Linked DNA regions of Homo sapiens: region 2 is linked to region 1. The links are chromatin loops, found by intact Hi-C in ENCODE. Cell type or tissue: mammary epithelial cell. All regions are shown on one strand. Links, peaks and the distances in the headings refer to the core of each region. The heading gives the core; the rest is flanking DNA.

The links. Peaks named below come from ENCODE experiments on the same cell type or tissue, not always from the same donor. Only the 100,000 strongest peaks of a DNase experiment are listed, where the experiment ranks them.
Region 2: a loop joins it to region 1, with 12 times the contacts of the local background. A loop is called at or near these places in 17 of 110 quality-filtered maps.

The regions. Positions count from the first base shown.
Region 1 is chr2:55,166,659-55,181,942 of GRCh38, reverse strand. It overlaps CLHC1 (clathrin heavy chain linker domain containing 1), which reads left to right. Exons shown (of 13, transcript NM_152385.4): 10 at 199-373; 11 at 1,231-1,433; 12 at 4,162-4,341; 13 at 5,957-9,396. The coding sequence ends at 6,153. Among named protein-coding and RNA genes, the nearest start is that of CLHC1, 58 kb to the left of the region's middle. In mammary epithelial cell, for the core only: a CTCF peak has its summit at 6,175 (motif pointing right); no DNase peak of the experiment used is centred there.
Region 2 is chr2:54,831,361-54,846,644 of GRCh38, reverse strand. It overlaps EML6 (EMAP like 6), which reads right to left. Exons shown (of 42, transcript NM_001039753.4): 8 at 2,397-2,598. Among named protein-coding and RNA genes, the nearest start is that of EML6-AS1, 88 kb to the right of the region's middle. In mammary epithelial cell, for the core only: a CTCF peak has its summit at 7,895 (motif pointing right); no DNase peak of the experiment used is centred there.

The DNA of each region.
Region 1 (15,284 bases), core at 2,550-10,549:
CTCCATCTTCACATGGCACGTGATATTTAGTCATTTAGATAAAGTTTAATCTATAAGCATGAGTTAAAAATTATAAATGTGTAATTTTAGATTGTTAAAGTTTTAGAAAAGCAAAGGCACAAAAATAGTAATATGAGATAAGAAAAAGCAAACTATTTCTTAAAGTATTTGACTCAGAAAATTTTCTCCTTTCTGTAGCTGTTGGAAAAATTAGAGGAAAGCCTCTTCCATTACTCTTATTTTTTGAGGCCCTCTTTATCACAAGTCATGCTTTTCCATGTCCTGTTGATGCAGCTCTAACCCTGGAAGGAATCAAATGTGGATTATCAGAAAAACGGTTAGATTTAGTTACCAATTGGGTTACACAGGAAAGGTAAGCAAAGTTAAGCTTTTAACTTAATTTTGACATTTCGTTAATAAAGTTGTTTGTTCTAAAAATATTAATAGCTTTATCAATATGTTACTTGAACATTTACTTCAGGTCCCTATTGCAATTAATCAGAAAGTGTTTAGTGGTCGGGTGTGGTGGCTCATGCCTCTAATCCCAACACTTTGGGAGGTAGAGGTGGGAGGATCGCTTGAGGTCAGGAATTCAAGACCATCTTGGCCAACATGGTGAAACCCTGTCTCTACTGAAAATACAAAAATTAGCCAGACGTGGTGGCCAGGTGCAGCAGCTCACACCTGTAATCCCAGCATTTTGGGAGTCCGAGGTGGGCAGATGACTTGAGGTCAGGAGTTCAAGACCAGCCTAGCCAACATGGTGAAACCCCATCTCTACTAAAAATACAAAAATTAGCCAGGCATGGTGGCGCACGGCTGTAGTCCCTGCTACTCAGGAAGCTGAGGCAGGAGAATCGTGTGAACCAGGGAGGCAGAGGTTTCAGTGAGACGAGATCGCGCCACTGCACTCCAGCCTGGGTGACAGAGCGAGACTCAATCTAAAAATATATATATATATGCATTTAGTTTCCTGTAGAAATCTAATTTTCTTAGCAAATACACCACTACATTCCAAATAACTTTATTTTCATATTGACTATTATCGGGGTGATAGAAATTGACAAGTAATCATTTCAATTACATAATCAATTGCCTATTAAATTGTAACTTGGAATTCTTACAGGTAGTAGAAAATCCAGTCCTACTGTGCTGAATTTTCAAATATTTCAGTCTCAGCCACTCATCAGGAATTTTCTAACATATGTCTTATTGATCTGCTTGTTCTAGACTGACATTTTCTGAGGAGGCTGGGGATGTGATTTGTGATTATGGGGAGCAGGATACTTATAACAAGGCCAAGTGCCTGGCTTTAGCTCAGATTGTCTACAGTGAATGTGGCCTGCACAAGAAAGCTATTCTTTGCTTGTGTAAACAGGGTCAGACTCATAGGGTCATGGAGTACATACAGCAGTTGAAGGACTTTACTACCGGTAAGTTAAAAAGTCTGCCATTTGTATACATTTGAATTCTGGGCTTTAATTGTAAGATTACCCATAATAGCAAGCACTACTTTAAACTTACGTTATAAAATCAATTTTATATATACCAATAAGTAGGAGATTTCTTGTGTAATTTTTCATGAACATAGTAAGCTGGAGCTGATTGGCTTTCATGCTGGATATTCAAAAATATTATGTATTTCCTCAAAATACAAACATTTAATAAGCCAGATAGTCCTGGAAATATACAGTTTTAAAGATAGATTTAGCAGATATACTAGAACATACTACATATATGATTTTTAAAAATAACTTATTTGTGAGATATATATATATATATTTTTTTTTGAGATGGAGTCTCACTCTGTTGCCAGGCTGGAGTGCAGTGCTGCGATCTTGGCTCACTGCAAGCTCTGCCTCCTGGGTTCACACCATTCTCCTGCCTCAGCCTCCCAAGTAGCTGGGACTACAGGTGCCCGCCACTACGCCCGGCTAACTTTTTGTATTTTTGGTAGAGACAGGGTTTCACCGTGTTAGCCAGGATGGTCTTGATCTCCTGATCTTGTGATCTGCCCGCCTCAGCCTCTCAAAGTGCTGGGATTGCAGATGTGAGCCACCGCACCCAGCCTGTGATATATAATGTTTTGAACTGTAATATAAGCATCAGAAATGAAGAATTTCTAATTTATTTCAAAATTTTAAAACACAATTGAACAGTAATCTGAGATTACAATTGAACGGTAATCTGAGAGAACTGTGGACCTTAGGGTGACCCTAGTTGGAAGAGCAGAGCTCTTATTCTGGATCTAGTTTGGCAATAACTGTAAGTACAGGCATTGCTGACATCTCCCCATCCCCCAGGCCAGTGCCTGTCCTGATTTGCAGGCTATGTATCCCAGTTCTAAGAAGATGCAAAATGGAACCAAACATGGCCATTTTTAGGTCACATTATTCCAGGAAAAAGGAGTTTTAGTAGTTGTTGAATCTGGTCATTTTCAAGCAATTAATTGACTTTTTCTTAGAATCTATGTTGTTGTTTTTTTAAGTTACAAATTTCTTCATTAATAACAGCATGCCCTATACTATTATTGTAATAATAGCTAGGCTTTTTTTCATGGATTATCTCACTTAATCCTTATGTTGACTCTATGAGGTAGGTTTTGTTATTGTCCCATTTTATAGATGCAAAAATAGTATGTTTCCACAGAGAGGCTGAGGCACAGCTAGAGCTAAGTGATTTGGTTATGTAGTGACAGGACAGAATCTGGCATAGTAGGTATTAATTAATATTCCATTACCTAAGTATACAGTTTCAGTTTCTGTGTTGTTAACTATTATTTTTCCATATGTAAGAATTATATTAGTTAATGTTTAGACATGGGATATAGATTTTAATTACTCTTAGAATTTAAAAATTTTAGGGATGGGTCTGTAGTCCCAGCCACTCAGGAGGCTGAGATGGGAAGATCGCTTGAGCCCAGGAGTTCTAGGCTGCAGTGAGCTGTGATTGTGGCACTGCATTCCTGCCTGGGCATCAGAGTGAGACCTTATCCAATAATAATAATAATAATAATAATAATAATTTTTTAAAAAATAAAATGGATTTTGAAATGTAGTAAGAAAAAGGGAGACGAGGAGTTCAAGAGTAGCCTGGAGCAACATAGTGGGACCCCATCTCTATATATTAAATACATTTTAAAAACCCAAGGCTTTCAGAGTTCAAATTATGTTTCGGGTAGTCCTTGAAAGGCTCTCAGAAGTTATTCTGAAAATTACCTCTATTGTGGCCGCAAAATAATATTTTTACTTTAAAATATTTAGGAAGTTAATACCAAGTTTATAAATTTGAGAGTATAGAGTGGGGCATGCCTGTAATCTCAGCTACTGGGAAGGCTGAGGCGGGAGACTGCGTGAGCCCAGGAGTTTGAGGATACAGTACACAATCATTATGCCTATGGTGAGCCATGCACTCCAGCCTGGGCCACACAGTGAGACTTTGTTTTGAAAAAATTTAAGAATACAAATCATAATTGTAGCTTTAGATTACCTCAATGGTTAACTATTGGGTTAACCCAATAGAGATTAACCCATATGGAATTGTTCTTTTTGTGGCCAAATATAGGAAACTTCATATGGTTCCACCTCTGGCTACTTGAAATAGCTACTGGCTTCTTAAAGTTTTCATTTTTGAATTTCTAAATGCTTGATAGTTTTAGGAAAAAAATTACTGAGTTGCTTTTTCTGTGCAAGGCACAGAAAGAAAGACATTATACTCACCAGAATTTGGTCCAAATATGAGCAACAAGATATAGACAAACAAACTGTAGTATTAGATGGAGACCTCTAATACTACACTTTTCAGATGTGAAAACTGAGTTCCAAAAGAGTAAGTGACTGATGGAGCTATGATTAGAATTCAGGTTTCCTAGTAGCCAATCTGTATTTTTATTATACCACATTTTTTTCATTATAATTATTTGATTATGTTTTGGATACTCTTATGGGTAGTTTTCCTTTGTTTTTTGCTATGCTGAGCATGATTTTTTTTGACGGGGGCTAGGGGATAGTACCGTTGAGTTTAGGTTGGAGTGGGTCATTGAGGGCTTTGAAAGGATTAGAAAAACTGTTGATTGGCAGGTATAGACATTAGCTAGTCCTAGTTTCTAGTTGATTTATGATATTAGGACATTGAGATAAACTTTTTCATTTTTGCCTTCAGATGACCTGTTGCAGCTATTAATGTCATGTCCCCAAGTTGAATTAATTCAGTGTCTCACTAAAGAGTTGAATGAGAAACAACCATCTTTATCTTTTGGTCTTGCTATACTTCATCTGTTCTCTGCAGACATGAAAAAAGTTGGCATTAAGCTACTTCAAGAAATCAATAAAGGTGGGATAGGTAAGTAGAATAAAATGTTGTGGGAGAAATAGTAGTGGGTTATCTAGGGAGAGGTTCAAGATGGTTATGCATGAGTTAACTCAAATTTCCCTAAGAGTTCCTTCTTAGCAAGAGTTAACTTTAGGAGTTTATAAATGTAAAGATTGCCATGTAAATAATAATCTATTGGTAATAGGATATATTTCTTGAGAGAATTAGAATGAAGGGAGTATCTTTATGAAGCTTGAGGGGAATATTACAATAATTATGATCACTAACACTAAAAACTTTGTATATATTGACATATGTGTATATTTAGCTTTTATATGTATTTTAAATGTTATGTAGATATAAACTATATGTTTTAATTCCTAAACCAAATGTATGTGTATTTACATATGTTATTCACTCTGAACCTAACTCTGCTGTGAATTAGAGAATAACTAATTAGGCTGGGTGCAGTGGCTCACCCCTGTAATCCCAGCACTTTGGGGGGCTGAGGCGGGTGGATCGCTTGAGCTCAGGAGTTCAAGACCAGCCAGGGCAACATGGCAAAACCGTGTCTCTATGAAAAAGATACCAAAATTAGCCACATGTGGCATGCACCTGTAGTCCCAGCTACTTGAGAGGATGAGGTGGAAGGATCGCCTGAGCCCAGGGAGCTCAAGGCTACAGTGAGCCGTGACTGTGCCACTGCACTCCAGCCTGGGTGAGACACTGCCTCAAAAAAAATGAGAGAGAGAATAATTAAAACTCACTTTTATTTTCTTTTCATTAATTTAATATAGGAAGTTGAACAGACAACTTCATTTTAAATTACTTGAAAACATATTTTGGAAGATAACTTTATATTTTGAAATTATCATTACAGATATCAACTAAAATATTTTCATATAAAAATAATAATTATGGTAGAAATAAAATTATAGTGATGACAGTATTCTAAAAAGTGATCCTCTTTTATGAAGTACCATAAGTAATGCAGGTAATAGATAAGAAATGAGTTCCATAAATTGATAGATCACTAAGATATTTTTAAAAGTAAATAATATTAAATTTCTTTAACAAACAAAATGATTTTATTTCCTTAAGAAAAATATTTGTTATAGAAGCCCCATCATTAAGAGTTCTCCAGCTAGAGACAGGATAAAGAGTTTGTCAAAGAGTTTCTTCAGTCCTTGGGTTAGCTCCACTAAGGCATTTATATAAGTGTTTGAAATCATGAAAACTTGACCTATAGGTTTACAGTTATTTCATAGTTTCTAGTGGTGCCTTATAGACTCTGTGAATAAGGATGAGCCCACATTCATCACTTTCTGAGCTCCTGCCTTATAGCCTTCAACATCTGCTGCCTTAACAAGAAGGAGATGAGTGGAGATGTGAAATGTGAGAAGTGGTAGAGGGTTGAATTGAGACATGAAGAGGTTAATGATAAGGGAGGAGGAGAAGGAACTAACACGAGTACTTACCATGAGCTTGACTGAGCACTGCATGTTATATCATTAATCTTAGGGGAATCAGGTAGAGTTTAACAGTAACTGAGTTGAAATTATGTCCTTTTCTATTTTTGAAGAATCACTAAAGTATAGATTATCAAATAAGTGCCATACTATAATATTGTATTTTTTCCCCACAGATGCAGTAGAAAGTCTTATGATAAATGATTCCTTTTGCTCCATAGAAAAGTGGCAAGAAGTGGCAAATATATGTTCACAGAATGGCTTTGACAAATTATCTAATGACATCACGTCTATTCTTCGATCTCAGGCTGCAGTTACAGAAATTTCTGAAGAGGATGACGCAGTCAACCTAATGGAACATGTGTTTTGGTAGTTCTATATCTTAACCAGCTGAGGGAGCTTGTACAACACCTTATGTATGCTGGTTGGGAAAAACTGATTTTAACGTAACTAACTTATAAATAAATCTAGAGTAAGAAGATCTCAGAAATAAATCACACTTTTGTTATGATGACATTTAGATTTGTCTTTGAAATATTTATACTATTGCTTCCTTTTCCCCATATGGTCATTTCTTATATTGAATCTTGATAAAATCCAAGATTATAACTTTGTGTGAAACAGTGTAGGGCATTTTTATCTAAGGACATAAGCTAATGTCCAGATATATTACTTTCTGGTGATGTAATATGATAGCAAGAACTGAGGAAGGTGTGGGTAGTATCCTGTGTGTTAGACTGTCTTCCCAAACATGAAATGCTACAAGCCTGACTTGACCAGAAAAGCAGGAAATCATTTCAAGGTTGGACTTGCTGGCAAAAACCTAGAGTATAGTAATTTTGTACTGCTGATTTAAAGATGCGCCCCATGCTTTGATATATATAAATATGGCAAAGCTTAGGCTTCTAGTATAAAAGCTGGGACTCTTGGCATGTTATTACTTAGAGAGAAGACCAGTCGAATTTTGCATAGAAGTAGACCTGTGATACCTATAGGTATGGAAAATATGTCATAAGAAGTGGTTTTGGATTATTTCAAGTGTCTGAATAAGTATTTGATTGAAAACTCTGAAAGTTCTGTGCCATGGACAGGTGTAATATTAAAAATATTTAATGATTAGTATGGCATGGGCACAAATCAAGCAGAACAGATACCTAATTAATCAGAACAGCCTTTAGCCCTTATGCCACACCAGAGCTTACTAGCTAAATGTCATCCTTGACCATGGAACATGGTTAAAATGAGCTGCTGGCTGGGCAAGGTAGCTCATGTCTGTAATCCCAGCACTTTGGGAGGTCGAGGCAGGAGGATCGCTTGAGCCCAGGAGTTTGAGACCAGCTAGGTAACACAGTGAGATCCCGTCTCTGTTATTAAAAAAAGAAAAAAAAATTTCAAGTAAAAAATGAAAATGATCTGCTATTAGAATAAGAGCAAAGAGCATAACTTTTCCCATCCTAAATTTAAATTGAATATGTATTTTTATGTTATAGTGGAAAGAAGATGAACGGGGAGTCAGACAGCTTCATATTAAAATTCTGGTCCTACCTCTTACTCACTTATAAAATATGGGCAGTCTTCCTTAGGCTTGTTGTGAGGATTAGTGATAATGTATGTGTAGTGTAAGTGTATAACATGATAGAGGAACTTAGGAAAAGATAGCTGTAATTCCTTTGTAATCGGCCCCAGAAACACACATTTCTCTACTTAGTTTGTACTTACTAAATCCCATATGTCTACTCATTTGTATTTATATGTTTATCCTTCTTTAAAGTATTTGATATATTGGTACAACTTATTGCTGAGATTAAGTTATCTGTCCACACTTGTATTAGGGTTGCCTGGCTTATCTTATAAATTCAGAAGCATTCAAGCTGAGTTTTTAATTTTTCCATTTGGTGCTAAATAGAATACTGGATAATTATAATTCAGCTTTCTAAAACGTAGCATTTTTAAAGTAATACATGTGCATAGTTTAAAAAGCAATTTATTACTAAAAGCCTTATCAAAATAATATTTTGATTTTTGGCCTTCATACAGGCTGTTGAAAAGAGCAGATAAAGGATGGAAAAAAGGAATGGAAAGGGAGAGGTATTTCGGCAGCACTGGTTCTTTGTGTGCCAACGGCTTAAAACCTTTTTTTTTTTTTTTTTCCTTTGAGACCTATATGATTGATAGAAAGCTATTATGTGTCCATTGACAGAGCTTAGAAAAAAAAATGTCTTCATGAAAGCCAGGAGGATAAAGTAGGTATATAAATCTAGAGAAAGCTTAAACAGCGGTTGTTGTTGTTATTCTAATTTTGCCTTGTTTTTCCTTTTCTCATTATTACTCCTTCTCAGTTAGCATTGCCTTTGGCAGCTTTCCCAAGGAAAGTAAAAGTTGTCAAGTGAATATAAATTAAAATGCCTGGTGATGGAAAATGGAGTTGGGAGGAAGAGCAAGATTACAAAGTTAAATGAGGAAGGAGAAAGAATTGAGTTGTGAGCTACAGAGGGCTTTGAAGCTATAAGAGCCTCCATGTAAGCTACACTGAAGGAGGTATAATCTGGGCCTCAGCACAGAAACCTGCATTCTAGACCAGCCCCACCACTGTCTAGCTATGTGTCCTTTTCCTCATGCTTAAGATAAATTTATTTTGACTAGATACCTCCTCTTGTCATTTCCAACTCTAAAATTCAGTAATTCTGAAAAGGTACAAATTATTTCCCAATGCTTCTTGACCTTCAGCCTAAATTTCAAATACTACAATTCAACATCAGCATCAACAACATCTACCGAATACCTGTTTTGCACACAATTTCTGCTAGCAAGATTACAACCTTAATGGAAACACACAACGTATTTTAAAAGTTACTAATAATAATTCCTTAGCATTATCTAATAGCCAGTCCATATTCAAATTTCACCAGTTGCTAAAAATGCCTTTTAACATTTGAATTGTTCCAATGAAGATTTAACCAACGTTCATGTGTTCTATTAGGTCTTGCTGTCTTGAGCGTGTCTTCTCTCCTTTTTTCCTCTTGCCATTGATTGCTTTACATAGCAGTTGCAAAGCAAGGGTCATGATGAACTAAGTTTCTCTGATTTCATATTAGGTTTTCTTTCTACCATACCAGTGAGGAAAGGAAGATATTTCTTCCAAGGTCTGAAAGATTTAATTGTAACTAGTTACATTTTTGTTTATTATAGTCAAGCATGTATCAAAATGAATTTCTATTAAATTCATTCATTTGGAAAGGTTTAGAGATGTTGAACAGAAGTCTAGTCTAATGAAAAAAATTTTTTTAATATTTAGAACTTTTCCTAAATCCTGAATTAACTAAGAAATGACCATTAAATTAATCACTTTTTTAACTTTAAAAGGTGAAAACCTGTTACTTTTTAGGTGCCTGGAATTCTGTTGGATTGCTAAAGCATATGTTAAGTCAAAAATCATAGCAGAGGCCTTTTTTTTTTTTTTTAACTTTGTACATTTCATAGAAAGCTCATACATTTCTTCCATTCTTTCTCAGAAAAAAATGGCATTTAACAAATGTTCGGTGTATAAAGCTGTCAGTTTGCTAGTAGTTATAATTTGTTGTGTTCTTGAATAAAAATATATTGGGTACATAAAAAAGACACTATTATTTATATAGTTTTTTTAGTTTTTTTTTTTAATTGATAATTTTCTACAAGTACCCTCCCTACCTTGAGGATCTGCGTCTACCTATAGAGGTTTTGGCACTACTGTAAATGAGTGAAATGTATCACAGTCAGGGAAAGGAGGATCTGGGGACTTTTTGAAAGGGACAATTGTGATAAATTCCAGGCAACTTTTATTATGCAGGGCTGTGGACTCGGTGTTACCTTCTTGGAAGCTGGACATGCAGATTTGATGTGAGCAGTACTGTGTGGGCCAAACAAAACACATCTGCAGACCAGACTTGACCTGCAGGTCACTAATTTGAAACCTCTGTCCTAAACTGAGGCTAAATTTGATTTCTTGTTTCCATCAACTTTATTTTTTTTTATTTATTTATTGAGACAGTCTTGCTCTGTCACCCAGGCTGGAGTACAGTGACACAATCTCAGCTCACTACAACTTCCACCTCCTGAGTTCAAGCGATTCTCCTGCCTCAGCCTCCTGAGTAGCTGGGATTACAGGTGCCCGCCACCACACCCAGATAATTTTTGTATTTTTAGTACAAATGGGTTTTCACCATGTTGGCCAGGCTGGTCTCAAACTCCTGACCTCAAGTGATCCATCAGCTTTGGCCTCTCAAAGTGCTGGGATTACAGGCATGAGTCATCATTCCTGGCCTCCATCAACTTTAAATGAAGCTTTTTGAGTGGATAAAGATAGTAAAGAATTACCATATTTTCTTATTTGGTGCCAGGCGCAGTGGCTCACGCCTGAATCCCAGCACTTTGGGAGGCCGAGGCAGGTGGATCGTGAGGTCAGGAGATCGAGACCATCCTGGCTAACACGGTGAAACCCCATCTCTACTAAAAATACAAAAAATTAGCCGGGCATGGTGGCGGGCGCCTGTAGTCCCAGCTGTTCGGGAGGCTGAGGCAGGAGAATGGTGTGAACCCGGGAGGTGGAGCTTGCAGTGAGCTGAGATTGTGCCACTGCACTGCAGCCTGCGTGACAGAGTGAGACTCCGACTAAAAAAAAAAAAAAAAAAAAAAAAAAGAATTACCATATTTTCTCATTTGGAAAAGCCTACTGCGGACTACCCAATTTACTGATGTAACACAAGGGAGGATAAAGGGTAGAGCTACTATGTGGAAGCCAATCCAGTATGGAGGCCATTTTGATTTCTAATGCAGAGGAACATGGAAGATAACACTGATGTAATTTGTGTGTAGAAAGAGGAAAAGGTACGGAGTCCTTAAGTAATTTTGACTTCCCCCGACCCCACTCTAAAGAATTAATCTATAGTATTCTTCCCCAACTGTATGCCATAAGCTTGGTTAAGAAGCAGTATTGCAGTTTTAAAATAGAGGCTATAAAATTACATTTTGAAGATTTGCCTACATGGATCCTTGCCTCTATCCAGTTAGCTCTTTAGTGGAAATTCCACTGTGGCTGTGGGGGGTCTCCATTATCATGTCATATATCAAACTGCAGCAATAATCACCACCAAGCATTTTTAGCTCTCCACTGGGTGCAAACTCTACCTTTAAGCTTTCATGTGTATTAATGTGTTAGGGCCACACTGAGAAGGATCCATCTTTTCCACTCAAGGAACAGTTGTATGGGTTAAATTCTGTTATCTTGTTTTATTAGGTCAGATAATAAAAATACTATCATAAATAGAGTGAGCTTTAGGTGGGTTTGTGCTTAACAGGAAGGGCATGTCACCCTTCTACCACTTTGGTTGTACACAGATCAGAATGTGTGACAACACATTCCCATCCATTTTCTCCTGGAACTCTTCCTTCGCCTCATACTGCTCACACATTTTGACTATATTGTTGTTATTGTTGTTGTTTGAGACGGAGTCTTCCTCTGTCACTCAGGCTGGAGGGCAGTGGTGCGATCTTGGCTCACTGCAACCTCCACCTTCTGGGTTCAAGTGATTATCCTGCCTCAGCCTCCCAAGTAGCTGAGATTACAGGCGCCCCCCACCACGCCTGGCTAATTTTTGTATTTTTAGTAGAGATGGGGTTTCACCATGTTGGCCAGACTGGTCTCAAACTCCTGACCTCAGGTGATCTGCCCGCCTTGGCCTCCCAAAGTGCTGGGATTACAGGCGTGAGCCACCATGTCCAGCCTGCTCACACACTTTGGTAATGTACATTTTGGAAGCAGCCCCCAGCAGTGGGACTGAATTGTCAAAAGATTTTTGCCAAATTGCTTAAAGAGTTAGGCGTTTATGAATTAATGATGATGAGTTTTGATTGCAGGCCCTGACCAACCCAAAGAGCAAACAGTTTGAAAAGTCAGCTTGAAAAGTCTGCAGGCTGTTTTTGGCCAGCCTCCTTGAGGTGAGTACTTAATGTTGATCAGCTTCTGAACACAACATCCAGAAACAGGTTTGTGCTGCTACTAGGATCAATAATGAGAATGCGAAAAACATTGGCAGAGAGATTCCAGTGGCCTTCCAGATTGCAGTGCAGAGAGCCTGCTTGCCAAGAAACCAAACATAGGTATTAATCTTGGCATCCGAGAATGTGACTCTCCCTGTTTTCTTGAGGGTGCAGGGACAGGGAGAATAATTGCCAAGGCTATTCCTTCTATTCCTTTGCCCAGGTTGGTCCCCTAGAGATGGAAAAAAGTCCTTTATGCTATTTGTGTGTATAAACAGTCTCCAAGTTTCTTCTACCCTCTGGGTATGCTTTTTCAGGTGTCAAATGAACATGATAATATTTTCTAAGAGATGATTTTCATGCTGACTCTTTCCCTAAGGAACAAGAGGTCTTGAAGAGCTCATAACACCAGTAGCAGATACCAGAAAAAGGTGCATATCTTAAACCCAAGTGACACATAAATTAGACATCAATAAGATTACAGCTACTCTCATTCTGTGATTTGTAATCCATGAAAAATTGCTTATAAAATGAATGTTTTCTAAATGAAACAGGACTGAAATGGTTATTTTGAAGAAATTTTCCTGGGAATGCTCTGTGAGATGAATCACCAACTCCTAATTTATCTGCCTGGTAAATGTTAGGTTTGCCTAATGCAAAGTGTCCCATTGATAGGGATAATAGCAGGCACCACAAACACTTGTTGAAATCATCTTTGCTTAAATGCTAAATAGAGCATCGAAACTAGTTTGAGGCTTCACATTAAGAAAACTGTTACTAATTTTGAGCATGTATAGATCGTGAAGATGTAGAAAGAAAAGTTGAAGGAATGGGGTTATTCAATTTGGGAAGAAAAAAACAAACATATAATCACAGTTCTGCCTTTGAGTGTCCAAAAGCCCTCACCTTAAGGATACAACAAACTCTAAGCCACATGAGCCATAGAACTAAATAATAAACCATTTTTATTTGAGACAGAATAATTTGCTGATGGTGGAGATTGTGAAGGCTGGTATTGGGTCAATAAAGAAAGTTGTAGAAGGAGCTACTCTGAAAGCCTTAAAAAATAAACTAGTTGCTCTCTTCTGTTTGATATAATTATGGTAGTTTCTGGGTTTTAGAGGAGTCCTAAAGAAAATTCTTGAGATGATCTTTTTTGGAGAAGCCCTGTGCAACACTCAAAATTACTTAATCCAACAACCATTTCCTGATTAGCTACTAAGAGAGGAATAAGACATCCTATGTATCTCATGGGTACTTGCAATCTAGAAGTAAAGTTATATACAAACAATTGTAATACAACATGGTAAGAGTTAAAATGGAAACATAACAGAACAATGACCTTTCTTGGTTAGGATTTACTAGAATATGTGCCAGTTTGACTCAGTAGATGGCGGCAGAGATGCCAGCAAGACCTTCAGTGATTGGAATTGTTTTTATGGGGAAGAAGTGAGGCTGGTCCTATTGTTTCTAGTCGTATTTTTCAATATAGTCATATTTTCTGGTTGGAAAGCTTGAGCAGCTCAAGGACCATTCTTGGAGGATTTGTATTCTTAAGAAGATGGCCCTTTAAGGAAAATTTACTCTATATGAAAATATGTAAACATCCAAGCACTTTTTCATATTTAGCTTTTCAGTGAAATAGGGATGAGGGTGGGGTGAGTGGGGTGAGTCCAGGCCTGGAGAGAGGACTTTGTTTTCTAAACATAGCATTTATTTTCGAGGCACTTCAAAGGATGTATTGTAGTAGGATCCTGCTCTTTATGCAGCAATCCTACACTGTTAGACGCTTGACCAGGCCCCTCGTGGCTTGGCTGACTTTTCTGTTTGTGCTGCTTTGGGCTGAAGCACAGGCTAGTTGAAGAGTTGTTGCTGATGCCGTAACTGTAGCTTTGAAACCTTTTGGCATGCTCAGTGTATTCTTCAGGAAACTAAGAAATGTAGACTTAGAAATAACCCAAGCCAGACAACTTGTTGCCAGATTGTGGGGAGTGTATTCTCCCAAAATCATTGAGATGGTTTCAGAACTAACTGAAGAGAGTGCCTGGTTATTCTGCTTGCACAGTCTTCAAGCCTTGATTCAAAGTGGGGCAATGAGATTAGTGCAGAGGTGAAGGCAAGAGGCGTCTGTGTGTGCCTCCGGAGAGACCCTAGCCTAGGAAGCAATTCTGAGACTTTGTTATTTTCTGACCAGAACTGCCAGCTCACGGATCTCCACATACCACTTAGCTTTTGAAGGGAGCCTATGAGCCAAGGTTAAGTCTTCTTTCACCCCACAGTTGGGGTTTTATTTGTTGTCTTTGTTCCTCAGCTCTGTCTCCATCAAAAACAAGATAATGAGCTTGTTGGTCAAGCAGCTTGTAATTTTCCCAGGTCAGCTGAGTGTCTAGAGGAGGAGAAACAAGGCCTGATGATTCCTGAGTAGGTGAATACATTTAGGAGGACAGAGAATTATTTGTAAGTCAGGGTTTCTCAACCTCAGCACTACTGACAGTTTGGACGGGATAATTCTTTGTTATGTGAGGTTGTCCTGTGGCCTTGTGGATGCAGGACACTAGATGCCAGTAATCACCCTCCCCAACCCCAGCTCCCCTGGCTATCAGAAATTGTGTTAGGCCACGCCCAGTGGTTTGGCGCCACTAGTGTGAGTTTTCCTCATGAGTATAAAAACTCTACCACTCCACAGTTAAATGTCATAGTTACTGGGTGGATCTTCTGTAAACAGGGTCAGAGATAGTAAAGTAAGGGCCTGGACCTCCCTTATTTCTTTCTCCAACATAAATCACTACTTATCATTGCAGATCCAGAAAGCATCTTTTTTTTTTTTTTTTTTTTTTTTGAGATGGAGTCTCACTCTGTCACCAGGCTGGAGTGCAGTGGCGCCATCTGGGCTCACACAACCTCCGACTCCCTGGTTCAAGCGATTCTCCTGCCTCAGCCTCTTGAGTAGCTGGAATTACAGGCACGTGCCACCGCACCCTGCTAATTTTTGTATTTTTAGTAAAGGTGGGGTTTCACCATGTTGGCCAGGATGGTCTCAATCTCCTGACCTCATGATCCACCCGCCTCGGCCTCCCAAAGTGCTGGGATTACAGGAGTGAGCCACTGCACCCGGCCAAGAAAACATCTTGAGCTATGTACATGGAAACAAACAAACAAAACAAAACAGGCCTTATCTCACTTTCAACTCAGAAATCTCAGTATCTCAGGGATTCTTGGTAAGACAGAAGTAACTGATGTGCTCAGATTTCTCTTGTAGGCAGAAGGCTATCACCTTCAAGCATGAGCTGCCTGCCTTCTGAACTCGCAGACCGCCTCTTCCGTTCTCTGGGGGCACATTGGCTTCCGTGTTCCTAGGTTTAACCTTTCTTCTTCCCTTGATCCCTTTGTATCTTCAGTTAGGAGCCCAGGCTGTGGAAATGCTTGCCTGGAAGGGTGGGAACCAAAGTGCCCTCAGTGGCTTTAGAATGTGACTTGTTATTGCATCCA
Region 2 (15,284 bases), core at 4,435-12,434, 340 kb after region 1:
GGGTGTGGTGGGGCATGCCTGTAATCCCAGCTACTTGGGAGGCTGAGGTAGGAGGATAGCTTGAGCCTAGGAGTTCAAGGTTGCAGTTAGCTATGTTCATACTACTACACTCCAGCCTGGGAAACAGAGCAAGGCCCTGTCTCAAAAAAAAAAAAAAAAATTATGTATCAATATATCTCTTTCTCAATATAAATATATATCAACACAAATATATATCTCTCAATATATAGATCAATATAAATATATATCTATATATCTACATATCAGTATACATAATCAATATAATTATATATGTATGTAAATATATAAAAGTGCTTCCAGTAATAGTTATTTCAGCACACACAGATTGAAATATATGTTACATTTGTTGGCCTTCCTAGGAAGAAAATGTGTCCAAGATGAAGAAGAGCAAATGATATCCCCCTCTGTTGCTCCTCACAAGCTTCCCTGGGCGCCCAAGTGATGGGTCCACTTTTGTGGGGGTGGACACCTCACAGGACTCCTGGCCAGTAAGCACAGTCACTGCTGGAGAAGTGGCAAACGAGGGGCAATTGCAGCTCAAACAAAGCTTTCAGCAAACATTCCCATCCCCACAACACCTAAATCCAGGCACCCCAAACTGAGTGAGCCTGAATGAAACATCTGAAGATAGAAATAAGGCTTTACATGTTGGGTGCAATTGTGGTATCTGACTTCCATCAATTAGTACTTTTTAAAATATAGTCTTCTGATAACACAAACTAGTGTCTGGGAGACTGAGAACCTAGAGCTCTGCAACAGACAGACAAGAATAAGTCACATGCAGCACGGTTTCTCTCAAAGCATTCTGCCATCAGAAGGGATGGGGCACATCCCTTCCATGCTGAGCTGCACAGTAAATAGCTTACCGGTCCCTTAGGCAGCCTGTACTGTGCAGCCTCAAGCTGAGTATGTTCTCAATACCTCATCCATCATGCATGATCTCATGCTGTTTCAACCTTGTACTATTTTAAGCAATGTAACCCTTGCTTTACTAGTAAAGAAACCATCACTCCTCAGTAAATGGTACTATCCCTCTGAAGTCACTATGCTCATCTTTCTCAAGAAATTATGACTTTTAGCCTTCCTAAATTTTAATACTTAGTGTAAAAATGTATTAAAGATTCTAGTCAAATTAATGGTTAAAGGGAATAAGATTCTGGCAGTCAGGGCTCCTCAAGGATGTTTGCAATTCTGAGACTTAACAATTGTTGAAACATAAAAGCGAAGGACTTCCTTGAAATCACTTCTTTCTGGATGGGTATGAGTTTCACACGTGTCTGAATAAGCGGGAAAATTCAAGAGTAACAGAAAGACAAAAACAAAAAAGGAGAAGTGAGTAAAGTGAAGTATAAACCAAATAACCATTTATGTCACACAAGGAGAGAACAACAGTTGTTTTAGTTTTTCTCACTGATTTTTAGATCAATGAGGTTTTCGTGCTTGGTAGAGATGGAAAAAACAGAATTAATGACTACACTAATTGTATTTTGATGCGACTCATAAACACACAAAATAAGGGAGGTGGGAACTAGTGAGCTTTAGTCCAGTTTGCATTGTTCTATATTAGCTATCAAAACCCAGAGGCAGTAGCCATTCAATCGATTGATCAGTCTGTTCCTCTCACACTCTCCCTCTTTCTGGCCTGTTTGTCATTGAGCATATCTAAAGCTCAGCACTAAGTAATAAAATACTGAAATTGGGGTAACATTCTTCATCCCAAACCTTTAAGTCATATGTTCATTCCTTTAATAGGTACAAAAATACTGGAATCATAAGTCATTGTGCTCATTTTACCCAGTTGGGCTCTCAAAAGAATAAAAATGATCCACAGCAAGAAAGCTGGAGGCTCCGAGTAAACTACTTTCTCAGGCCCCATGATTCTTTCATCTGATGATGCTGTTCAAAATTTCATCTGAGACTTTAAAAAGAAATAATAGCTTATTCATGTGCTAAAGACAATTTTGAGAATCAGAATTTAAGTTCTAATGATGATGAATGAGAGAGCCTTTAACAAAATTGTAAAATCTCCATGCAGCCCCCTGCAGAAGACCAAGGGCACGAGGGGACAATATGGTTTCATCATAGATGAGTGTGCTTAGCTCATAAATCTCCAATTAGAAAGATCTGGAAGCCAGCATCACCAGTATTGAAGCATTTTTCACTTCTAAAAAACATTTCCATGATTTAAGATGCAGCCAAGAAAGACAACAGCAGGAGCAAAATGCCAAAAACCCACTTGATGAGCTAAATGTCTTAACGTTTCATTTGGAAACTGTGTGGTTCTGTTCTGCACTTTATCCTTCTATTAATAAGCAAATTTGGGCAAATAAATCCATCTCAAAGAAGTCAGAGAGGTGACGGCGGTAGGGCCTCACCTGACAGAGCGGTCATCGCTGCCTGTCACAGCCAGAGGCTTCTTGGGGTGCAGGGCCAGAGCCCAGAGCTCACCCTCGCAGTGGCCCTGTAGGATCAACATCGGCTTGTCTCGCTCTCGCACAATCACTTCAAATATCTCACTGTCCTGGGTCCCTGCTAGAAGGCGGTCTGCTTTCCAGCACACGCTCCGGATAGAGAGGCCTGACAAAAATAAGTAAAACAAAAGCAAATCTTCACACTATTCACACACACACACACACACACACACACACACACACACACAAAACCCTAAAGTAAATGCCCTTTAACCAGGATACCATCAAATGTGACACATCTTAAAGACTCTTGGAGGCAGAGAATCAACTCTGCCACCATTCTTTGTGCTTTTTTTTTTTTTTTTTTTGAGATGGAGTCTTGCTCTGTCACCCAGACTATAGAGTGCAGTGGCCCGATCTCAGCTCACTGCAGCCTCCGCCTCCCGGGTTCACGCCATTCTCCTGCCTCAGCCTCCCAAGTAGCTGGGACTACAGATGCCCACCACCACACCCGGCTAATTTTTGTATTTTTAGTGGAGACGGGGTTTCACCGTGTTAGCCAGGATGGTCTCGATCTCCTGACCTCGTGATCCGCCCGCCTCGGACTCCCAAAGTGCTGGGTTTACAGGCATGAGCCACCACGCCCAGCCCATTCTGTGTTATTTTCTTACAAGCGCTGGATGTTTCCTCCACCCCTTGTAATCTAGTTTGCAAAAGAGTGGCTGCTTTTCCTTGACTTAGGATAACTATGTGTTTCTACAGCAGGATTGTTTGTTTTTATTTTTTAGAGACAAGGTCTCACTCTGTTGCCCAGGCTGGAGTGTGGTAGCACTGTAGCTCACTGAAGCCTCGACTTCCGGGGCTCAAAGTAATCCTCCTGCTTCACCCTCCCAAGTAACTGGGACTACAGGTGTGCAACACCATGCCTAGACTAGTTTTTTTTCTTTCTAGAGACAAGGTCTTGCTATGTGGTGCCCAGGCTGGTCTTAAACAGTAGAATGTATTTTAAATACTATATCATCAAGTAAATATAAGATGATAAATTGGTCTTCATGAAAACCTAACCTTCAGAATAATTTCCTTCAGATTTGCTATCAGAGAAGAATCAGTTCAACCTTTAGGAATAACATTGTGTTAAAATTATACGTGGGTGACACTACAGAACAGCTGATGATCATATTAAACAAGTTTAATACATATTTGATCAGAATCTAGATATATCCTACGGAATAAACAGATGCACCATGTCTCAGAAATATGCAAATGAAACTCCAATTTCAATCTCAAAATACCATCAAACATTTATCAGTGAAAATACTATTCTTCACCGACTTAATTTATGGAATCTTCTCCACAAGCCTCTTCTCCAAAAGCATAGTACTCCTTTAAAGTCCACACGTCCCTCTCAGTAGTACTATTTCATCCTCCCTAGGCAGGTCCTCACTTGCCTGAGTCTCAGTATCTTGGATTTTTTGCAGTCTGTTCTGTTCCTTACTGGGTTTGTTATTTGTTTAGGCAGTGAGTTTTTGAATCCGAATTAGAAATACAGAAGCAATATCAATTTCCTAAATACTTTAAAACAAGGCCAGGATGTGATGGGCTCCAATTTGCCTCCCCAGCAGGCACTGTGTCTCTGGGATAGAAAGTATCAGACGTTCGAGGACTTGGCCTCTACTCCTGCTCTAGGTCCAGCTGGCTAGACATAGGAGTATTCTTTCCTTGCTGGGGACCAATTTTTCTCCCCTTAAGATATAGACTGTAATTATGGTGACCAAGTAATCTGTCATTCCAATTAGAACGCCTTTAAGAGGCTCTAAAACTAAATTTACATAATACTTTGAAGTATTTGACTAAGGAAGCAGCTTTCTTATGTTGAAAGACCTACTAAATAGTTCTATCAAAGTATTTTCAATTATAACATTCTAAAAACTGTTTACTGCAAAATTAAAAATCTGGGGCAGAGAGATAAATAGGCAGAGTGATGAACAGGCAGAGTATGGAGGATTTTTAGGGCAGTGAAACTATCCTGTAGGATACTATAATGGTGGAGACATGTCATTACACATTTGTCAAAACCCACAGAATATACGCCACCAAGAGTGAACTCTAACATGAACTACGGCATCTGGGTGATAATGACACGTCAAGGTAGCTTCACCCACTGGAACAAATGTACCACTCTGGTGGGGCACATTGATAGTGAGGGAAGCTATGTATGTGTGTTGTGGGTGGGAAGGGGTATATGGTAAGTCTCTCTACATTCTCAATTTTGTTCTGAACCTAAACTGTCCTAAAAAATAAAGTCTATTAAAAAAAAAATGGCAAGGCACGGTGGCTCATGCCTGTAATCCCAACACTTTGGGAGGCTGAGGCAGGCAGATCGCTTGAGGCCAGGAGCTTGAGACCAGCTTGGCCAACATGGTGAAATCCCGTCTCTACTAAAAATAGAAAAATTAGCTGGACATGGTAGCACGCACCTGTATTCCCAGCTACCCGGGTGGCTGAGGCACGAGAATGGCATGAGCCTGGGAGGCGGAGGGACTTGCAGTGAGCTGAGATTGTGCCATTGTACTCCAGCCTGGGCGACAGAGCAAGATTGTCTCAAAAGAAAAAAAAAAAAAAAAAAGCCAAGACAAATACTAAACCAGCTGGGATGCTGGGACAACAGAAGGGGTAATTTGGGGTACGCGGACATCCTAACTATAATCTTGATCTTAATCACTTCACTGTGGTCCCGAGAGGATCCAATGAGATAAATGCATTTATTAAGAGAAAGTAGTTTTTCAAGGCATAAGGCTTTAAACAAATACATGAGATAACTGTCTTTACTCCTTCCTCTGAATTCATTGCTACAGGTCTTGAAATGGTGGGAAAAAGCACACAGGCCGATGTATTATTCCCGCCAGGAGGAGTAGAGACACCCTGGCAACAGTAGTTCAGGGTCAATTAATCAAAATCCTCCACTGCAAACATCAGGATGGGCTTTCAAGGATGGGAAGGACAGATGTATGGTGAAAGCAGTCAGGATGTCATTGCAAGCTGACAGGGCATGCAGCTCAGCTGCAGAGAACCACACGGCCTTGCGCCCATGATCCTGTTGCCACAGCCCCCCCTCCTTGTCCTGATCTCTTTGCCTACCCTTTTCGGGGTTTCATTACCACTCAGGAGTCAACATATTCCCGTTTTCTCCCTGGTGTTTTTCTCAGCTCCTGCAGGGGCTTGGGAGGAGGGGCTGAATTAGTTGTCTCCCTAGCAGGCTTTGCATCATCTACTTTTATTACACAAAGGGTTTAATGCTTTGCTCTTCAGCATCATCAGGAAGGAAGAAGAGTCAGTGATATTTCAACATCAGCAAAAAACAAATAATCTACTTTTACTGTATTTATTGTCTGCTTCCTCTCAGTAGAATAGAAAGGTCTGTGAAGAGAGTTTTATCAGTTTTATTTACTGCTATATCCTCAATACCTGGCACAGTGACTGTCACGTGGTAGATGCTCAATAAAGATTACTGAGCAAATGAAATAAAACATCAAAATCAAATATTTGAGTCCTTGGAGATGCCAAGAAATAAAAGATACCACCCTTGTTACTCAGTAAGAACATTCAAAGATGGGATATATTCATTCCTTTATTTCAGAAATTTTTATTCAGCACTACTCTGTGCCTGACAGTGGAGCTTAACAGTGAACAAGATAGGCCCCTACCGTAATGAAGATTACATTTGAAAAAGGGGCCAGACATATGTAAGCAGATATCCATGCATCAAAAACTAAAGTGATGCAAATGTATATGTGTACCTATATACACATACATTGTATACAGATATAGACATATACATTACATCTTAGTGATACGTTATATATTTTAACTGTTATTGAATATTCAGATCATAGTCCTTTTATAATGCCATTGATTGTTTTAAAGACACGGCCCTTTTCCAGGCAGGTCTGGAATCCATGGCTTCACTGTAAGCATGAACACACCAGTTCTCCCAAGGCCTCCAACAGCATGTCTGGCCTCTCAAGGCCAAATGACTTGAATTTGTCCCAAGGGCCTGGAGCTGTATTTGGTCAAGTATCTATTTATGCTTTATTACAGAAAGGATTTAATGCTGTACTCTTCAGCATTATCAGGAAGCAAAGAGTTAATGATTTTCCAACATCAGCAAAAACTAAATAATCTACTTTTTTACTGTATTTATTGTCCTGCTATTTTTAACCTTATTTGGGGGAATAAATTCAGCAAGGAAAAAAGATTATAATAACCCACAACCTGGAATTAAATATCGACATTAAATATATATCTATATATCCTCTCTTTTAAAAAATTTTAAGAGGCTCAGGAACAAAGACCAAAACCTTCCAACTCAGCCCAGACTAATGAACCAGTCAAGTCACATGGCACTCAGTGTTTTTCAGACCATATCCAGGGAGCTCTTGCATTCCTCAGAAGAGTGCCAGGTTCCTGGCAAGGAGAGGGCCAGGAAATAGGACAGCAAGAGGCGGGAGTTTGAGGATCCCACTGCTGCATTTCCCTTGACACCTCACCATCTCCGATTTCATTTGAAAAAGGGTTCCACTGAACTAACCAACGTAAAGGCGGAGCTTAGCAAGGATTATTTCTGGCTACACATGGGTGGAAGGGAAGAGAACAAGAGAAGGAGTTGCTACATTTTCATTGCTTGCAATATCAACTTAATGAGCTGTGAACATTTTCTCTCAGAGAGCAACTGCGTCTCTCCCTAAGTACTCAGTTCTTTCAACACATCAATTGTCTTTTGTCACATCAGACAAGTCAATCTCATGGCGTCTGTCCACCAGGCAATAGATACAATACCAGGTCACTCTCATTCCTTAGATAACCATTTTAAAAAGGAAGACATCAGTGTGTCAAAAGCTGTATTCATGTTTCCTAATAACATCCCATTGCCATCCTTTTTTAACCTAATTGTTCTTCTGCATGCAAGAGTGGTAAAGAGAACCACACAGTCTCTTCTGGGAACCTTCTGGTGAGACCTTGGTGAATGGCAGATCCCTGACAAAGTTCTGACATTAATTCCCTTCTCCTGTCTATCCAGGCTTAGTTTCTACTTCTGACACAAACCCAGAGAACAGAAATGTAATCATGATGTCCCAGCTGGGCTGACCAAGGCAGCTGCAGCATTAGAAGGCAACGAAGCTGTCTTATACTGCTTTCTATTCTGCTCTGGGAGTCAGAGAAATATAAGCTAGTATTTGGAATATGGTTACAAATCCATCAGTAGTTAAGAGAAACAGGAGAAACCATCCTCATTATTTAAAACCACAGAAGTTCTCTTTCCTGGAGAAATACACATCATTGTTACTTTTGACACTGTGAACTGAAGGCGTTTCACCACACAGATGAGGTGTCCACATTTGGACACCATACCCTGTGCCACTTGTGATGAGAAACGTGGAGCTTGGGCCTATGCTTGGTACAGAGAGCCAGCAGATGGCGGTAGAGAGCAAATCACCCATCTAAACCAAAAAAATCCTCTTATGCCAAGACCAAATCCTCACCAGTCCGTGGCCCTGATTTTATACTCAGACCAGAGAAGAGAAACAGCAACCTTCCAATTCCCTCTGCTACAGTCCTGAAGCCTGGCCATGGGGAGATCTAGTCTGTGAATATCAAATCAGACCTCATTACTAAGGGACATTGCTTATTTTCTACCACTAGTTTATTTTGAACAGTTAAATATATGAACTGGATTTATATACCAGCCGTTGCCAGCTGTGTGACATGGTAAGGTATTTAGTCATTCATATCGTTAGTTCCTCCATCTGTAAAGTGGAGATTATTAGCACTCACACTTCATAGCATTGTGAGAATTCAACACAACAACACATGACCCAGTGTCTGGCACTGAGGAATGAATCAATACATTATGCTATTATTTTAACCCGCGGGTTTTGTGCTAGGTCAGGATCTTTCTATTAAGTTCACATCTCAGCACAGAACAACTTGCTGTATGTGTGGTCACATCCGAGCCCTGTAAGGTGGCAGTGCCAGGAACTATGAAGTGCCCTATGGGCCTTTCCTAGAGTCTTAGTTACTCTGCCTTATCTTACAACTTAGCTTTTGTCATTTGCTATTATAATTTTGATCTGCTGGCACTGCAAACTCACAGAGGAAAAGGCTATGTTCCAGCACACAAAGAGAACAAACCATTTGGGGAAGAAAATGGCCTTTTCTCCCAATTATTTGGTCCAAGAGGGGAAAACTGAAAGCAGGCAGAGGCTCGTATTTAATAGTGTTCTTAAAACCCATGTTCCAAGGCCTGATATGGTAAAGGGCCAGGCATGGTTGTTCCCAACCCTCAATGTACACCAGAATCTACAGAGAGAGCATTTAAAAGACACAGATGCTTGCGCCCCTCCCAGATATTCCTCCCAGTTGGTCTGGACCAGAGCAAGACTTCATTACTTTTAGCTCCCCAGGGCTGAGAACCACTGCCTGCTCAAGCCATTCTCCACCTAGTGTGTTCTTGCATGTCAGATTGTTGAAAATTCAGAGTGCCCAGCAGGTCACCAGCTGATTCTAATGCAGTGGTTCTTCAGTCACATGCTGGCAAACTCTACCCCACTGGATCGGAAAGCCCAAAGATGATGAGCAAATGACAAAAAAGACAGTAGCACCTGTGAGAAGTCGACTTTGAGATAAACAAGCAAGCCCTGCAGGTGGGCAGTAAGGATTCTCACCAACTTAACCAAGCCGTGTGCCCGTGAGTGCCCGTGAGTGCTTAGGAGGTGGCATTATCATTAACCCCATGGACAGCGCCAGGCCCTCAACGGGGCTAGTAAATACGTGCTGAACCGATGAGGAAATAACAGCATAGAAAGTTTGTATTACTTGCCTCAAGTCACAGAGCAAGCTAGCAATAGGGGGAAAAAAAATGAGGATTCAGGCAGTTCAAGTGTGGAGTTAATACCCTTCCCCACAAAGTTATTTCCTGTATCTGTGAATGTATGCCCAGGACATGGTACTGAAGGTGAAACAAGACAAGGTTGTGGCTGTCTCCTGTAAACCTAACCTTATTAAGGATGCAAAACCAGGGAATGCCTTGAGTGCAAGAGGTTAAAAGGTAATAAGAACAAGAGAGAGAGGAAGAGTAATTTCACCCAAACTTAAGAGGGAGTATTGGTAGAGGGTGTGGAAAAGACAGCAGAGATCTTCAAAACCCCCCGCCCTTGCAGCCCCTCAGGAAGGGGTGGCTGAGGCCACCTAGGGAGCCTGGATCCTGGGCACAGGAGCTCTGGGCCTTGCAGGGACTTCTGATGTTCTAAGGGTAATGCTGAAGACAGAGTTTGGAAATGTGAAAGAAATGAAGGAGGAAAGACATGCATCTCCCCAGGGATTCATAAACACCAATGATTTTGGAGCCCAGTGCAAAACAGAAGTGTGGGGCCCCTTGCTAAAAAACGATTAGGAATTCCAAGCAAGTGACAGCAAAGCATGCAACCAACCGCAGGGCCCTCCTGAGTACCAGGCCCTGTGTGACTGCCCAGACCTCAGCCTGAGAAGCCTCCCTGCCAGGGGACCCCCAGGGGAGTTTGAGGATTAAATGGGATCCTGTGTGTAGAGTGTGTACCACAAAGGCCACCACAGAGTGGGCATTCAGCACTGACCCTGAGCTGGGAGAGTCGCAGGGCTGGGGCTGCAGGTCATCCTAAGCGTGGACTGCCTATGACCTGCTGCTCCTGTTCACAAAGGCTCCCTGCCTGAGAATCTCCAGCAGAATTCATAGGAAAGATTTCTTTTTACAAAATCTCTGCTCATTTCAAAACCCACTCCGCAGGATCCAAAATTCTACAGCCACGGGAACTGTGAAAGATACACAAAGCCTAGTGAGATATCAGAAGATGAGAACACATAGCCAAGCCCATGGCCTCCCACCCAGGGAGGAAACCCACCCAGGCTAGCTTTTACATAAGGCTGGCTAAGGAGAGTTATTTACAGAGGAATTACTACAAGCCAGGCCAGCAGCCCTCTGACACCATGTCACACACGGAACTTGCGCACACAGTGACACCACATCTCCTGGCTGCAAATCTGTCTCCAGCTCCTGAGGCTCGGGCCTCTGCAGTGTTCTTCTACCTTCTCAGCAGAACAGTGAGGCTGAAGGGCAAGCCCAGAGAAAAATGGTGGGCACACAGGGAGAGCGGTGACAGAGGCAAGGAGTCAAGAGGTAAGTAATGGAGCCGCCCGCGGGACTGGAGAATAGGATGTGCTTATTTTGCTTCTATCGTAAACAAGGGTGTTCTCAGGTTTGAGAGTTGGTCTTTTGGACGTTCTCTGCAAGGGATCTTAACAACAACACTATCAACATTTGGGGCTGGGTAATTCTTTGTTGTGGTGGCTCTCCTGTCCACTGTAATACTTTTAGCAGCTTCCCTGGCCTCTATCCATAGATGCCAGTCGCAACTCTGCAGTTGCGACAATCAAAAATGTCTCCAGACACTGCCAAATGTCCAAAAAATCACTCCTGGTTGAGAGCTGCTAGACTATCTGACCATCGCAGTACTCAGAGGAGTAAAAACAGTAATAAGCATGAACACTCTGGAACAACCACCTGGGCTCCTACCTCTGATCCTATCCTACCCCAGTCTGCTCTCTGCTCTGGGGCAGGAGAACTAAGTGGAGATCCGATTATGCCACATGCCTGCCTAAACCTCTAAGACCTCCTGTAGTTGGCCCTTGGAGTGCAAGCTTGCATGTCACAGGTTGACACAAAGAAACCAAGTTATCTGTTCCTCCTTCTGCATCCTCATCACTTGCGCTCCTCCACAAGGCTCCACCCTCCAGTCCTATGACACTTTTCATTCACCTGACAGCTACTTCCAGGACTCCAGCACACACTAGGCACGTCCTAAGTGGGTGGGAGGCATCAGTGAACAAAGATCCCTACCTTTGTGGAAACAGACAATAGCCAAGAACATAACACAGAAATTATACTGTATGTTACAAGGTGAAAGGTAAACCCGGGAGAAGGGGATTTGGAATACTTGGAGTGGTAGAGGCAGAATGAGTTGCAATTCTAGAAGAGATCATCAGCATAGGCTTTATTTGAGCAAAGGTTTGAAGGAGAGGAGGGAAGTAGTCATGCAGATTCTAGGCAAGAGTGTCACAGGCAGAGGGAGAAGCAGCGAGGGGAAGGAGCAGCCAGGGCGAAGCAGCGCAATGCGGAGGGTGGTGGCTGCCATAAGGACTTTGACTGTGGGTAAGATGAATCATTGCAGGGTTTTGAGGAAAGCAATTATGTGATCTGGCTCACATAAAGTTCAAATAATCCCTCTAGCTGCTGTGCAGAGGATGGTGGTCGAAGCAGGAATGCAACTTACAAAGCAACTGCAATATTCTATGTAAAAGATGGTGGTGGCCTGACCAGAGAAGGTTCAGTGGAGATAGTGACAAGTCTAAGCAGGGCATCTCATGTCCTGGAACTTTGGCCTCTAATTCTTGCTCAGTGATTCACCTAATGCAGGTTCTTTCTGGATGCGGAGTTTATAGTCCATTAGACACAGCAACAACTCAATAAATATGTGTTGGTAGTTAAAACCCACAGAACTCCCCCGACCTCCACTCACACCTAAAATATAATCTTGACTGAAGTATACTTTTCAGGACTTCCTATTCAGTTCCTAGGCACGTATCTGGCACTTGGATGTTTAATAAATGTTTACTGAGTGGACAAATAAGTAAATAATACATCTTATACTGTGTGAATAATTACTGTATTCCTTTAGACAGAATCATTTATAACCATTAACCCAAAGTGTTTTATTATCCTAGAAGTAATTCATTTTGGTTGATGGACTTTAAGAATTTTGGCTTTTCTTGCCACCACTATAAGTTACTCAAGCTTCATTATTTTACCCAGATCATAAATGTGTTTTAAAAGTGATCAGACTCAGCATGCACTGTTGTGAAGTTTGGTGTGAGGTATGAGTGAGTGACTTCAGTTTACAATTAGCTTGATGCTAATGACCCTGGGCCTCATTGTACCATCCATGAAGTGAGGGAGTTCTCCCCATGCCCCGCCACCGCCGCCTTACATCCAGGGTGTCTCCCAGCCTGAAAATTCCAGAATTTTATATTCACTAAGATGTATATTGGAGGACAACCACCCCATACAGCTGAAATCCTTTGGTGCCAGATGCATTTTGGAATTCAGAAAAATGTGGATTTTGGACTTGTAATATATCCAGCAGAAACTGAGGCAGCATCTTGAAATTAAATATTTCTATAACAAAATATATAAAGACACCCAGTAGCCTCATATCAGGTCAAGTTTTGCTGCCGAATTAGTTATTTAGAAAATCTTCTGGTATTCTGAACCTTTTGGCTTTGAGAATTGCAGATGAAGGATCCTGGGTGAATTAGGTTGTTGGTTTATATCATCTTGTGTTGTTGTTGCTACAGAAACTTGTTTGAACACCCAGTCAGCAAAAATGCAATAACTCACAAAAGATGCACAAGTCACCGGTGCAAATAAAACTCTACAATTCCCTTTCACTGAGGGATGGCCCTCCTCATCATGTGAGTGACATTTTCTTTGACTAACCCTTGGGGAGAAGGGAGGGAGCCCTGAGAATCAGATCTGACACTAACCAATTCTTGATGTGAATGTGACCCATCTCCAATCATTCACGCTTAACCTAAAGTGGGGTTAATTGTTTTTACTGTAAGTCAAGTGTCCTAATTAGCTCAAGCTACTACAAAGATGTAAAAGAATTAATAATGTCACTTTATTACAAAGCCATATCATTTTTTTCTGAGCTTAGTATCCATCTTAGTTCATTTTAAAACTTCTTTCTTGATGGCTAACAGTTAATAGTTATTAGAAGATGCAAATGTATGCCAATCTTGCAAAGATTTCCATTAAACAACTTGGAAATTGTCAGATTCATTTTGTAAATCTTATAGATGTCTACAGGAGGAGCAACAGAAGTCTTTACAGGTGGCACACTAAGTGTGATCTTTATAAATACCCTCAGATTCCTAAACACTAGTAAGCAGCAATTTCTTAATTTTTGCTAATACTTTTAAATTTATAGAACATAGAAAAGTACCCATACCATGTCATGGGAACTGGGCCGTGGCCATGATTAATTCTCTTGCTAAATTTGTTTAGAAAACTATTTGGCTGTTTGAGTAAGATGAGAAATCGCTACATTTCCATTGAAATGAATTCGAGTGTCGCTGTTTCACAAATAGCAAAAATACAGAAGAAAGCTCATTTATATCAAGATAGTTCTTATAAAAATAAAACTGTCATGTCCAAACTGAGAACAAGGAAGCTTCATGTCCAAACTGAGGGCAAGGAAGTCTAACACTGCTCTGCCTGAATCTGTTCCTTTCGAATATACTTGGTTTGTTTGAGGCAAAGAGAGGTGGAGCAGAAGGCCAAGCCTTCTTTGAGGGAAGGGATGAGGGGTTGGCGGGGGGGTGGGGAGGACAGGACACCTGACCATCTTCTGTCCACTCTGCTTTCTTTTGCTCTTTTCCCACCCTCTTTCCTTCCCTTTTATTTGCTCAGCTCTTTGCTAATGTTGAAACAACCAAGGGTATGGTATTGCCTGGCTGAAGGGGGAGCTACGCCAGAAAGCTATTTACATCTTGATTACTTTTATCTCCTCAAATCCTATGTATTTTAATTCCTACACTTGTGTTGGGTCTTCTACCTCACTTTGGATTTGGGGCACACCTCCACTTGCCTTGGAGAGGCTGCCCCATCACAGGATGGCCCAGGCAGCCAGCCTCCAAGACCACAGGAGGGCCGGTTCTGAGAGTCTCTCCCTGTTCGGAGCTATGGAAGGTGGCTCTGGAACTCAACATCCTCCTTCCTTGCTTCAGTGCAATAATGGCACCAAGGCCTGGCTGAGCGCAACAGAGCACCTTAGAGAGGGATTCAGAGCAAGTTTCCCCACATGACCCTGTCCATGCAGGCTCAAGAACTCCCTAAGTTGGAAGCAATGGGTGGGCCAGACTTTAGTTGTTACCAGTAATTCAAACCAGGAGCCTTTCTTCTTTTGATGCTACATGTACATTGTTTTTTCACTGAGGACTGGAATGAAGGCATCTCTTTTGATGCTTGATGATACACAGTGGCCTTTTGTGACAATGTTGCCCAAGCCAGGGGGAGAGGATAATTTTAGGTGGGTGCTCCAAGGGCAAAAATTAAACCCCAGCATATTAAACTCATGTCACAAATATTAGTTTAAAGCAAAGTTTTAAAAAGATATATTAATCAGTTTAAAGTAAAATACTAAGCAATTAAGAGTACTGGTCGTCAGCAGCAATTCTAAAATTAACATCATCCACAGCATCCACACTGTGGGGCTGCATGCTAAGCAGTGCCATCTCCACTCTCCCAGGAGCTCCATCCCAGCCCCTGTGCCCTCTCCGACTCCCTGGGACTCAAACTGGAACATGATCTATACCATCCTTTAAAAGCACAATCTGTTTCTCCCTACAAAATGCAGGCTACCGCCTTATCAGTAAGCCATCTAAGATGCACACCAATCCCTGGTCAACGCCAAGCCCAGGCACCACAGGGCAGGCACATCCTATGAGGTGCAGGCTTGTTTCGGGTTCCCAGTGTCCACCGTGTACCAGCCAGATGTGCTTTGATCTTGGTAAGGATGGGGCGGGAATCTGAGACTGATGTATAACGGAGGGCGTCGCTGACTGTCCTAACTCTGTAGATGGGAGTTGGCTGTGGGGCTGATGTGATCAGTACCACACCTGGTTACACAGATCCTCATTCAGAACTGGTCCCTGAACTCTCCCAGGAGAGCCAGGCTCAAGGACTCAGTATTGGGCAGAAAA